2 separate regions of the Homo sapiens genome follow, and region 1 is linked to region 2. Evidence: read pairs that join two places in POLR2A ChIA-PET (ENCODE). Cell type or tissue: HepG2. All regions are shown on one strand. Each heading gives the region's core, and the rest is flanking DNA. Links, peaks and the distances in the headings are about the cores only.

The links. Peaks named below come from ENCODE experiments on the same cell type or tissue, not always from the same donor. Only the 100,000 strongest peaks of a DNase experiment are listed, where the experiment ranks them.
Region 1: POLR2A ChIA-PET joins it to region 2 with 6 read pairs; 6 of 35 experiments call an interaction of 5 or more read pairs at or near these places.

Annotation. Positions count from the first base shown.
Region 1 is chr1:16,606,885-16,609,789 of GRCh38, reverse strand. NBPF1 (NBPF member 1) reads left to right here. Exons shown (of 18, transcript NM_001405701.2): 2 at 1,011-1,282. Among named protein-coding and RNA genes, the nearest start is that of NBPF1, 5.2 kb to the left of the region's middle. RefSeq lists enhancers at 1,519-2,018, 2,019-2,520. In HepG2, for the core only: no CTCF peak of the experiment used is centred there; a DNase peak (open chromatin) is centred at 1,349.
Region 2 is chr1:16,695,123-16,698,027 of GRCh38, reverse strand. It overlaps the pseudogene ESPNP. Among named protein-coding and RNA genes, the nearest start is that of TRG-CCC4-1, 18 kb to the right of the region's middle. RefSeq lists an enhancer at 2,423-2,905. In HepG2, for the core only: no CTCF peak of the experiment used is centred there; a DNase peak (open chromatin) is centred at 1,367; H3K4me3 peaks cover 281 bases.

The sequences.
Region 1 (2,905 bases), core at 86-2,585, 88 kb after region 2:
TAATAATTTTTATATTTTTCTAATTTAAAAGATGTACTAAAATCTCTTACAGCTATTATTTATGAATATAGTATTCATTGTTGTTATTATGATGATTTTGTATGTGTTTAATCTGATTTTCAATATAAGCTCCTGGCAATTAGAGATTTTGTCTCTTTGATTCACCAGTGTATTCTCAGTACTTGACCTTGCCTGGCATGAAACAGATATTGAATAAATATTTCTTAAATGAATGAATGAATGAACATACTAATACCATATTCAACAACCTCCGAGTATCACAGTTTTCACCATCTAACAAATAAAGTAGCTTGTATAGAGTAGAGTCACAGTCAACCTGCCATAAAAGGACATGTCAATGAAAAATAAACCTTCGTATGTGTAGCTGCTAAGATTTTGGGGCTTTTGTTACCGTAGCATAACCTAGCGAAAGCTCAGAGAGACAGCATATACAATATACGTGTACAGATAGACCAGCTAGACCAGTAGATGAGATTCCAAAGCTACTTTAATAAGCATTAACTAACGACACCCACACTCTCTTAATTCCCTAACAGAAATAATGGAATTCTTGTTCACTAAGATCTGCCTCAAATATTACTTACTTTGTGAAAACTTCCCTGGCTACTCTAGTATTTAGTCAGGACTCTTTATTTTTTTCCCCCCAGGCTGGAGTACAGTGGTGCCATCATAGCTCACTAACCGCTAACTGAAGGCTCAAGGAATCCTCCTGCCTCAGCCTCCCAAGTAGCTGAGACTACAAGTGTGCACCACCATGCTCAGCTTATTTTTCCTTTTTTCTTTTCCCAGACGGGGTCTTACTATGTTGCCCAGGCTGGTCAGGACTGTTGATTACATATGACAGAAACCCAACCACCTCTAGTTCCCACCACCTTTCAATCTGCTCTTCCCTGGGTCTTCCCAGTCTCCGTAAATGGCAGCTCCATCCTTCAAGTTACCGAAGCCCTAAATCTCAACGTTAACCTTGATTTCTCTCTTTTATCTCACAGGCAATCTGAAGGCAAATCCTGTTTAGACCCAGGCGAAGGTTCCCGGTGACCCGGGCTCTCACCAGCCAATTGTCCCTTGCCGTCCTCCTGAGGGTGCCTGGAGCTTAAGCACTGTGTGCTCTTGGCCTCCACACTGGGGATGCCGCTGACTCCCACTGTCCAGGGCTTCCAGTGGATTCTCCGAGGCCCTGATGTAGAAACTTCCCCATTGGGTGCACCAAGAGCAGCCTCACATGGTGTGGGCTGACATCAAGAGCTGCCAGATCCAACAGGTAAAAATCCCGAGGCATTGCCAGCTCAGTGGGGTCAGAGAGTCCTCTTTGTATTATGACTCAGATGTGAAGGGAAGATGTCAAGGTCCCTAAACATTGCAGGGCCTTGCTTGGCATGCAACAGATATTAAATAAATATTTGTTAAATGAATGAACAAATATCCACAGCATGTGCTGCCCATGAGCTGCAGTGCCGTGGTCAGGTAGAAGTGATTTTACTTCAGGAGAGGACAGTGTTCTCTCCAGGACTTTTCCTTACTAGCTAGATCTGCATCCCTCTCCTCACTCTTCCCCTCTCACCCCCCATTCTCTGCCCCCATTTCTCTCTGTTTCCACCCTGCTGTCCCCTTTCACCTGCTTTCTGCTCTTCAGCTTTGGTGGCTCACCCCCTCCCTGTCCACCTGCATCCCCCAGGCTAAGGCTCCTACACTGTCCTGGGTGGGGAGATGTGTCTGGTTTTAGGCAGTGCCCTCTGGATGTGTCCAGGATGGGGAAACATGGCTCAGTTGCCAGTATAATGGGTTAAAAGTGGCCACTTTTGAAGGCCTTTCCCATCTCCCATTCCAGAATCCTGTAGACTTAGAATTTATGGGCCACAGTGGAATTCTTGGTTCCCCAGGACCTTGTGGTGGACGTCTTCTTTCACTGAGCATTCATGGGGTGACTGTGAGGTAGTAGGCCCTGCTCTGGGCTAGAGGCCCCACAATGAGTAAATCTCAGGTCACTACCCCATGGAACCCACTACTGCAGGCATTGAGAGGGGGAGAAAGAAAGGGGCATGGCCTGTTTGTGTTCTTCTCATGTGGTCACCCACAGGTCCTGGGGGAGTAGGAGCCAGTGCAAGGAGAGAAGTCCATTGAGAAAGGCAAATGGATGACATCAGACCCAGGGGCTGAGGTCCCCAACTGCAGCTGGGTAGCTTCTGGAGTGGACAAGGAGCAACAGGGAAGTTCGTGGCCTGGTGTTCTGGGATCCACTGTCTCATCTCATTCTTGTGGGCACCAGAACGTATCCAAAGACAAGACTCAGTGTCTCTGGCAACAGTGAGCCAGAGATAGAATGTGTTTCAGAGGAGGAGGAAGGGGTTGTTGTACCCCATGGAAACAGTATATTGTTTTACAGTAGCGTGTCTTTCTCTAATAACTACTTAGCGTGTTCCTGTTAATGGAAAATATTGGTGGTGTAAGTTTCCCCACTGTTCTCATCTTCATGTAAATTTGTTCATTTCCTTCCTTCCTTCCTTCCTTCCCTACTTCCCTCCAACTCTCTTTCTCTCTCTTTTTATTCTTTCCCTCCTTCCCACCCGCCCTCCATCCCTCCCTTCCTTCCTCCTTCCCTCCTTCCCTCCCTTCTTTCCTTTCTTCCTTTCTTCTTTTCTTCTTCTTTCTCTCTCATGCTCTCTCTTTTTCTTTCCTTTTCATTCTCTCTACTTTTTTGAAGAGATCACACTGTACTGAAACCTACATTATTTTCCAAAATCTCTGGATCTGCTTCTGTCTTGCAGGCAGAGAGCTCATCCAGTAGCCCTTAGCTCTTCCCAGCCCCCTCCTTTGATTTGTGGGTGCCACTGCGGCAGCTGCTGAGTCTCAGTGGTTTCTGGTCTTCACCAAGTTCTGCCCACCC
Region 2 (2,905 bases), core at 147-2,646:
TGCGTGCGCGGCTCCTGGCTGAGGCTGAGGCGCGGGGTGGGGGGAAGAGGCAGGAAAAGCACGGGAGGAGGGGCCCAGCCTTGAGGAAAGGGCAGGGGCAGGGGCTGGCAGGCGAGAGAACCTCGATGCATGGGTGGGGCCTTGCACCTCATACCTACCCTCATACCCACATATGCACCCAAGCATTCTGCGCCTGGCTGATGGTTTTGCCTAAATAAATGAGTAAGCCACACCGATTTTCCCTTTCTCCTACTCTTCTCCTCCCGGTGACTGCACTCTGGGATCCCCAGCCTGGGAATCCAAGAGCTGTCGGCCCATTTTATTCCTCCCTCCCAGACCTGACCCCTTCATCGGGACTCAAGAGACCTATCTCTCCAAATCTCCATTCGCCTCCTCCGGCTAAGCCAGAAAATGCACCCTCTGCCCTGGGTGTTTGCATATTACCTGCTGCCCTTCTTCCTGGGTGCCTCCTGTGGCCTTAGTAAGGGCTCTGCTTTCCCCTAGAGCTGAGCCGTGCTTTGCCATAAATGTGCTCCCGGCTTGCAACCAATGTGTCTGCTTGTGCGTCTGTCTGTGGGTGTGGTGGCGAGGGAGGGGAGCAGGTGGTACTGGCACTCTGGGGTCTGGACTCTGCATGTCCATGGAGGCCCCAATTGACTCAGCTCAAGGGTCACTGAGGCTTTGCTGATGTAGGGAGAGGGCCAGAGGGAGGCTCCACCCAGCCGGGCTGAGCCAGGAAACCTGGGACAAAGGTCCGGTGGCTGATTCCAGGTAGTGTTTTGGGGCTGGGCAGTCAGTGGCTGGGCAGGAATATATGCCCAAGAGCCACCATGAACTCCCAGGGGTCTCCAGGCAGGGGCCCTCCATCCCGTGAGTAGGGTGGGGGAGGATGGTGGGGTTGCCACAGTCGGGGAACCAAGGGCCTGCCTCTGGGGGCCCTGAAAGCTGCCTGCAGGACCTGGGATCTGGAGAGCTGCCCGCTGGCCCCGAGGATGGGCACCCATCCAATCTGGAGTTGGGAAGGGGGCTGCAGAGGGGCGGGTGAGGGGTGGCAGGGATGCAGCCCCACCCTGGCCAGTGCCTCATCTCCTGCCTCTGCATAGGCACCAAGTCTTTCAACGTGATGTTCCCGATGGGCGACAACTCGGAGCTACTGGCTGAGATTAAGGCAGGCAAGAGCCTGAAGCCGACGCCACAGAGCAAGGGGCTGACCACAGTGTTCTCAGGCAGCAGGCAGCCGGCCTTCCAGGTAGGCGGGCCCAGCAGGAGCCTGCGACCCGGCTTCCCTGGCCCTAGGCCACCAGGCGCTCAGCCCCACCGCTTCTCCCTGCAGCCCGATTGGCCGCTGCCGTCTGTGTCACCTGCACTGTTACCAGTCCGGAGCCCCACACCGCCAGCTGCGGGGTTTCAGCCGCTGCTCAACGGAAGCTTGGTTCCGGTGCCGCCCACTACTCCTGCGCCGGGGGTGCAGCTGGACGTGGAGGCGCTCATCCCCACGCACGATGAGCAGGGCCGTCCCAAGCCCGAGTGGAAGCGCCAGGTGATGGTGGGCAAGATGCAGCTGAAGATGGAGGAGGAGGAGGAGCAGAGGTGGAAAGTGGGTGGGGCGGGGTGCCCAGGGAGCCCTGGGGTCTGCATCTGGATGCACAGCCCATCCCCCACGCCACCCCCAACACCAACCTCGGGACCTCCTATTTTCTTTCTTTCTTTCTTTTTCTTTTTTTCTTTTTCGTGAGACAGAGGCTTGCTCTGTCGCCCAGGCTGGAGTGCAGTGGCGCGATCTCGGCTCACTGCAACCTTTGTCTCCTGGGTTCAAATGATTCTCCTGCCTCAGCCTCTCAGGTAGCTGGGATTACAGGCGCATGCCACCACGCCCAGCTAATTTTTTTGTATTTTTATTAGAGACGGGGTTTCACCATGTTGGCCAGGGCTGGGATTACAGGCATGAGCCACTGTGCCCGGCCATCTTCTTTAGGGAAATCAGGGTGGCACGACCCCGTTTGGGGCTTGTCCCAGTCTCCACACACACCCCCAGCAGCTTGTCCTTGGAGTGAGACAGCAGCCTTTCTCAGACTCTCCTTCACCTGCCCAGCACCTGGGATCTGGTTAAAAGGCCTGTTCGGATTCAGGAGGTCTGGGCAGGGCTGAGGTTCTGCATTTCTAGCCAGCTCCTGGGTGAGGCTGCTGATGACACTGGTCCAAGGACCACACTGAGTAGCCAAGAGAGCTTTGGTCTCAGTCTTAGGGACCTGGTCTCCATTGCTGCGCTGCCGCCTTCCAGCTGCCGATACTGAGCCTCATCCAGCCTCAGTTTCCTTCTCTGTAAGGTGAGCTGATCAGCACCAGCTGGCAGGATGAGTTGCTTTCCATTCATCCAAAAACTATTCCCCGAATGCCATTTATTTTTATTATTTTTTATTTTTTTGAGACAGGGTCTCACTCTGTCACTGAGGCTGGAGTACAGTGGTGCGATCTTGACTCACTGCAACCTCCACCTCCTGGGTTCAAGTGATTCTCCCGCCTCAGCCTCCCGAGTAGCTGGGACTACAGATGCCCGCCAACCATGCCCGGCTAATTTTTGTATTCTTAGTAGAGATGGGGTTTCACCATGTTGGCCAGGCTGGTCTTGAACTCCTGGCCTCAAGTGATCTGCCCGCCTCGGCCTCCCAAAGTGCTGGGATTACAGGCGTGAGCCACCACGCCTGGCCCCCGAGTGCCATTTATGTGCCCCACACGCTTGTAGCCTCTGGGGATTCATGGTGAACATATCAAGGCCTGCTCTAAGGTGGCTGCGGACATGTGTGCGAGTCACCAAGCACACAAAATGGGGCAGTGTGAGAGAGTGGGTGGCAGTGGAGAGAAGTACCTGGGCTGATGCAACACAGCCAGCTGCAATGGGGAACGC